Linked DNA regions of Homo sapiens: region 2 is linked to region 1. Evidence: chromatin contacts called from ENCODE Hi-C or POLR2A ChIA-PET data. All regions are on one chromosome and are shown on one strand. The core of a region is the stretch at or near the end of the contact, and the rest is flanking DNA. Distances in the headings are between cores, read along the strand shown. Region 1 holds the start of ARCN1 (archain 1 coat protein complex I subunit delta). Region 2 overlaps IL10RA (interleukin 10 receptor subunit alpha).

Evidence for each region. Hi-C counts contacts between places; a loop is a spot of excess contacts on that map. ChIA-PET counts read pairs that join two places held with the same protein, here RNA polymerase II (POLR2A). Pooled maps may share reads with other maps.
Region 2: a pooled map shows a loop between it and region 1 (22-fold over the local background). The contact joins the enhancer-like site here to the promoter of ARCN1 in region 1. A Hi-C loop is called at or near these places in 1 of 37 single-sample maps with no recorded cell type and 6 of 50 pooled maps. POLR2A ChIA-PET finds 5 or more read pairs at or near these places in 1 of 52 experiments (activated naive CD8-positive, alpha-beta T cell).

The regions. Positions count from the first base shown.
Region 1 is chr11:118,570,618-118,574,011 of GRCh38, forward strand. ARCN1 (archain 1 coat protein complex I subunit delta) reads left to right here and starts at 1,792. Exons shown (of 10, transcript NM_001655.5): 1 at 1,792-1,933. The coding sequence starts at 1,931. It also overlaps a transcript of IFT46 not described here. RefSeq lists enhancers at 1,454-1,583, 2,094-2,173.
Region 2 is chr11:118,000,646-118,004,039 of GRCh38, forward strand. It overlaps IL10RA (interleukin 10 receptor subunit alpha), which reads left to right. Exons shown (of 7, transcript NM_001558.4): 7 at 1-838. It overlaps SMIM35 (small integral membrane protein 35), which reads right to left. Exons shown (of 5, transcript NM_001394165.1): 5 at 2,989-3,394. Among named protein-coding and RNA genes, the nearest start is that of IL10RA, 16 kb to the left of the region's middle. Within about 2 kb of position 1,551, at least 14 of the 41 ENCODE cell types and tissues checked have a DNase peak (open chromatin) inside an H3K27ac peak, as active enhancers do.

The sequences.
Region 1 (3,394 bases), core at 542-3,041:
CTACTGAATCAGCTATACTCTGAAAAATCTGAAATTTGGCATACAAGAAATAACATGAGAATCACAAGAACAGATTTTGAGTCTTGGTTCCATCATATACTGGTTTAGAAACTTTGGGTAAGTCACTTAAACTTTTCACCATTTTCTTCATATACAAAATGGACATGAGCACAACTGCCCTGCTTCCAGTGCATGTTTTTTTAAAGATATAATTTACAAATCATAAAAATTCACCTTTTAAAATTATACAATTTAGTGGTTTTTAGTATATTTGCCTCTATCTAGTTCCAGAACTATTTTTTTTTTAAGAGTCTAAGTCTCACAATTTGCACAGGCTGACCTTTAACCCCTGGTCTCAAGCCATCCTCCCAACTCAGCCTCCCAAGTAGCTGGGACTCTAGGATCATGCCACCATGCCTGGCTTAATTCCAGAATGTTTTAATTATTCCAGAAATAAATCTTACACTAATTAACTGTCACTCTCTATTCCTACCCTTCCTGAGCCCCTGGAAATCACTAAGCTAGTTTCTGTCTCTGTGGATTTTCTTCTATTCTGGATCTTTCGTATTAATGGAATCATATATGAGTGCCCCATTGTATCCGTCTTTTTTCACATAATATTCTCAAGGTTCATCCATATTGTAGCATGTCAGTACTTTATTCCTTTTTGTGACTAAATAATATTCCATTGCATATATATGCCACATCTATTGATGAATGGATTTGTTTGGATTGTCTCCACTTTTTGGCTACTATGAATAATGCTGCTATGAACATTAGAGTACACATTTTTGTGTTGACATATATTCAGTTCTCCTGGGTATGTACCTATGAGTGGAATTGCTCAGTCATGTGGTAATTTTGTTTAACTTTTTGAGGAACTGCCAAACTCTTTTCCAACGTGGCTGCACTATTTTACATTCATCCTCACCAACAATTATTATGATAGCCATCCTAGTGAGTGTGAAATGACGTCTCACCACGGGTCTGATTTCCATTTCCCTAAGGATATTCAACATTTCTTAATGTGCATATTAGCCATTTATATATCTTCTTTGGACACATATCTATTCAAATCTTTTGCTCATTTTAATTTTGTGTTTTCTACTCCCTCCATTTTGCAGATGAAGCCCATTTTTAGACAGGAATACTGTATTTGTCTTTTTATTGCTGAGTTATAAGAGTTCTTAGGCCAGGCGCGGTGGCTGACGCCTGTAATCCCAACATTGGGAGGCTGAGGCGGGCGGATCACTTGGGGTCAGAAGTTTGAGGCTAGCCTGGCCGACATGGTGAAACCCCGTCTCAACTAAAAATACAAAAAACAGCCGAGCGTGGTGTGGCGCGTGCCTGTAATCCCAGCTACTCCGGAGGCTGAGGCAGAAGAATCGCTTGAACCTGGGAAGTGGAGGTTGCAGTGAGCCGAGATCACGCCATTGCACTCCAGCCTGGGCGACAGAGTGAGACTCCATCTCAAAAAAAAAAAAAAAAAGTTCTTTATATATTCCGGATACTGGTCTTTTAGGCACACAGGTTATCCTGTATATTAAATAATAGTGGCTGTGCCAGCGGCTTGTTAAACTGTAAGATGTGACGCAAAATAAATGAAGGCGATGACAGTGAAAGGGGAGAGATACGAGGTTCCACAGCTGGAGGGTGAACGCCCCCTACACCTCCTGGGCTTAATCGTAACCGGAGCGGGGTACCCTCAATTTCCCCAGCCCACAGGCCCCGCCCCCCCCCCCGCCCTTTGACCTGCGCCGCTTCCGGTTGAAGACGTGGCTTGGGGCCGCCATCTTGGCAAGAGGCGAAGCGGCAGCGGTTCCTGTCAAGGGGGCAGCAGGTCCAGAGCTGCTGGTGCTCCCGTTCCCCAGACCCTACCCCTATCCCCAGTGGAGCCGGAGTGCGGGCGCGCCCCACCACCGCCCTCACCATGGTAAGATCCGAGCCAGGACCCGAACTCCTGGGGTCCGAGCCTCACCGTCTCTCCTTGTCGGCGGGCCTGGGGCAGGGGCCGGAGGAGCCCCGCCCTGAGGGTCTAGGGCAGAGTGCTTTTGCTCCGGGCTCGGGGAGCAGTGTGGCCTCCTGTGCCCGGTCTCCTGGAGATCCGATGGAGCTGACTCCAGTCCATCTGTCGTCGTGCCCGCTTCCGCACCACCCCCCAACCAGCTGGACTCCCTCGTTTGCTGGGACCTGCCCCTGAGACGGCCCGGCGTTTTTGCTCTGCGAGAACTTCGTGGTGGTGGTGCGGGTCCCAGGCTGCGGACCTCGGAACTGATGCTGTCCCGCCGGTTCCCTGGCGCTTAGGCTCAGCAGGCTGGGCCTGTCTCCGGAGGTTCTGGTCCTTCTGTTAATCAGAGCTTGTCTCCCACCCCCGGTGTTTGCTAGGCCGTTGATAACTCGAAATGCAAATCCACTGGTGTCCAGAAATTTTTCTTTTTGTTCAGAAGGGGGAAATGGAGACACAGAGCGGAAAGGAGTAACTTCTAACACTAATGTATAGGACCCAAGTGTCTCTGAAACCTTCCACTACTTCCGCAGAACTCACTTGTGTCCATTTGTTAGTGTGACTCGGGGTACATACACTGTGTAGACCACTGGGAAAATGTGAGCAGGTTCCAGAGAACACAGGGTTTGCCTTCAAGGAACTTATTGTCCAGGTGAAGAAAAATGTGTATGTGGCATGTCGTAGTCAGATGTCTCACAGGAGGTGGAGTAAGAGGGATGGGTTAGCCTCCGAGACCAGTTACTTGCCTTCCCATGCGTTATCTTTGTATACTCATCTGTTACAAGGATGAGAAAGGTTAATGTGGTTGAGGATGGAGGAAATCAGAACTGCTGACATCACTCAATCTTCCTTTATCGCTGTGATTTGTGGATATTCATGAAGTAGTAGACATTCTTTGGTTTCAAAAAAGCTAGTAATTTATTTTTCAGTGCACCTTATGTCCTTTAGTCTTTTGAAGGATGTTCTGTTCTGTTCTTTTTTATTCTTTTGTCAATAGATAACTTGATTTAAAACATCGTCCAGTGTACCTGAGAGATGGCAGAATGTAATTTGGTGGCAATCCTAATAAGTTCTATTGACAACCCTTTAGATAAGAACTTGGATAATGGGGGGAATTCATGCTTGGACTTTAGGCCACTGAACAGCTTTTCTCAGCCTCAGGTATATAAATTGCATCAAACAGGTTTGCCTCCTAAAATTTTTGTGTTGGACACAAAATTTCCAGAAACTTGTATTTTCAGTTTCTCCAGGAGGTTCTGTATTTGGTTAGTGATTTTGAAACTCAGTTCCCGTTTACACCCTGGAATTAATAATGCATTTTAGAGCATATTTTTATTTTAATAGTAAAGTTAAGGTCTTGTATTATATAAACCAGATAAAGGTAATCTT
Region 2 (3,394 bases), core at 301-2,800, 570 kb before region 1:
TGTTCAGCTGTGTGATTTTGGACTAGCCACTTGTCAGAGGGCCTCAATCTCCCATCTGTGAAATAAGGACTCCACCTTTAGGGGACCCTCCATGTTTGCTGGGTATTAGCCAAGCTGGTCCTGGGAGAATGCAGATACTGTCCGTGGACTACCAAGCTGGCTTGTTTCTTATGCCAGAGGCTAACAGATCCAATGGGAGTCCATGGTGTCATGCCAAGACAGTATCAGACACAGCCCCAGAAGGGGGCATTATGGGCCCTGCCTCCCCATAGGCCATTTGGACTCTGCCTTCAAACAAAGGCAGTTCAGTCCACAGGCATGGAAGCTGTGAGGGGACAGGCCTGTGCGTGCCATCCAGAGTCATCTCAGCCCTGCCTTTCTCTGGAGCATTCTGAAAACAGATATTCTGGCCCAGGGAATCCAGCCATGACCCCCACCCCTCTGCCAAAGTACTCTTAGGTGCCAGTCTGGTAACTGAACTCCCTCTGGAGGCAGGCTTGAGGGAGGATTCCTCAGGGTTCCCTTGAAAGCTTTATTTATTTATTTTGTTCATTTATTTATTGGAGAGGCAGCATTGCACAGTGAAAGAATTCTGGATATCTCAGGAGCCCCGAAATTCTAGCTCTGACTTTGCTGTTTCCAGTGGTATGACCTTGGAGAAGTCACTTATCCTCTTGGAGCCTCAGTTTCCTCATCTGCAGAATAATGACTGACTTGTCTAATTCGTAGGGATGTGAGGTTCTGCTGAGGAAATGGGTATGAATGTGCCTTGAACACAAAGCTCTGTCAATAAGTGATACATGTTTTTTATTCCAATAAATTGTCAAGACCACAGGAATCGTGTGAAACTAGTCAGATTGCTGATGGCACATTGGCTCATGGAGGACTCGGTTGTTGATAATGAGGAGGGTAATAATGTGTGGGATGTGTGATGTCACTTTAAGGAAACAGGGCTGAGGACTCAGGCTTAAATCTGACAGACCCAGGGAGTCCTCATGCTACCTGTATTGTGACCTTGGGCCCATTACTTATCCTCTCCAAGTTTTAATTTCCCCACCTGTCACGTGGAGTTGACAACTCCCCATGAGGATGTTGTGAGGTGTAAATGAAATTGCACATAAAAAGTTTAACATGGTGCCAGGCATGTGGTACTATGTGCCACTAGCTGTCATTGGCTGTTGAGTCTGTAAAGAAAAATGGACAGCTTTTCTTGGAAACAAGTGAAAATGAAAGCGATAAGGAGTGTGCAGCGGGACTCTTTCAGAAGACAGAAAAGGAAGAGGTGGAAAGCACAATGCAACGTTTTGGATGTGAGTTCTGACAATGTGGAGAGAAGAACCTGGAAACCCCTCCTTTCCAGGAAGACAGCAAACTGGGCCTCCCTGGAGCTCTGTTCCCAGAGCCCTGTCCCTGGCTCCCCTTGCCCAGGAGGCATGTCCCAGTGGTGGTTCTCCTAAGTGCGGAAGCCATCTGCACTCTATTCTAGAAGCAGCCTGCTCCCTCCATGAAAAACCCCATGTGGGTTTGAATTTCTCCCCATGCTCAGCCCAGTGGGTAGAACAAACCCAGGCCCGCGGCCTGAGCTTCCTGGGTGTGCTTTTCTCTTCGTCCTACCTGAATCCCCTAGAAGGTGACTGGGGACACCTCACCTCTTTTCCCCTGTGTCATCTCCAATCTTGCCTCACCCAGTTCATTCTGAGAAAATAACTAGTTCTGAGGAAGTGCTGATCCTATCATCTTCAGAGAACTTGACTAATATCACGCCATTTCAGACCTGCTCAGGCTTTTGCCCTAGAGCCCTCCTTGTCAATATTGGAAAGAAAAGTAGTGTTGGTCACTTTCTCCTGGAAATGAGGTGTTAGCGATGGCTTATTCCCCATGGAAAAGGCCCCTAAGGTCTAAATATAAAGATTCAGAGAGTAAAAGGAATTACATTCAAGGAACTGCAGCCAGTTTGGTTGGATACGACAGATCAAAGAGCAGCTTGCAGGACAGAAGGAAGTCAGAAGACACAGCCCTTGGTGCAGGCCCTGCCTGCTCCGTTTCTGTGGAATGAGTAGGAGTTTGCGCTGGTTCATCTCTGCTTTGAGGCTGCTCTGTAACCACTCACCACAGACAGGCCCTTGGGAGAAACTGAGCGAGTCCTTCCAAGCAGCCGGGGCTGATGAGACACTTGCAGATTTCTTGGGAATTTGGATTACAGCCCCCAACAGAAGGCCCCAGCTGTTCTTCAACTGAGCAATCTCCTTCAAGGGCTTTTCCAAGCTGAGGAATGCGTAATGCTGTCTTTGTGTGAGCTAATGGAACTTCCTCTTAGTACAGAGAGGGGGTAAATGGGCCACCATTGAGTGAAGAGGAAATTCAATAAACTGTGTTTTCCCAACTTTGTAAATAGCTATAGTCAGGGTGTGCCTTGTCTACCCAGCATATATTCATCCCCCGGCCTCAGTGTTCACACTTTCACAGAAGACACACAGTCCCTAGGAAGCTGGGTCCCACCCCCAGAGCCCATGCTGCTCTGCTGGGTGGAAGGTCTCTGAGCCCCACATGGGAACAGCACAGCAAGGGAAGCTGTAGGCTGTGACCACCTGGGACCACTGACAGGTCTGCTGCCTAAGTGGCAGGTCTGGGCAGTCAGGGCTGATTTGATCAAGCCTCAACCTAGAGGACCCTAGATACTAGGAAGCTTGACTCATTCATTTCCTGTTGTGCTCATGGGTTAAAAAAGCAAACCCACAGTTTTGGGTTTGAAGTAAACCCCAATTTAAAATTAAATGCATTGTTATTAATGACACACAGCACATTTTCCCACTATCATCTCGATCCTAACTTCACTTAATTTCCCATAAACCTCCAAAAAGGGTTGTGGGACCCAATAAACACTCTGCCGAAGAAGGACTGGGTAGGATAAAACTTGTGTTTTAAGAATATGGCTCTATCCAAAGCATCAGACATGAATCAGAAAGGATGGGGCAGGAGGCAAAGAGACCTGGCTGGAGACTTTTATTGTAGTCAGCATTTCATTTTGTCAAAAAACATTACGAAGCACTTGTTATGTGTTGGACATGGTGTGCAGCCCTGGGTACAGAGTGGTGAACCAAACAAGTGTGGCTTCATGGAGCCTGTCATCTGGTTATGAAGATAAACACCAAGCAAATAAACACAACAAACGTATTACTACAATCAGTGATAAGTGATGTGAAAGAAACTAGTATTCCACATGAAGGATGAGGCAGGAGGCAGAGAAACAGGGTAGGAGGCTGTCTTAGGCTGGGCTACTATAACAAAACACCATGGACTGGGTGGCTTAAACAACAGACATTTATCTCTCACAGTTCTGGAGGTGGGGAAGTGCAGGATCAAGGTGCCAGCTGAGTGAGTTCCCTGGGAGGGC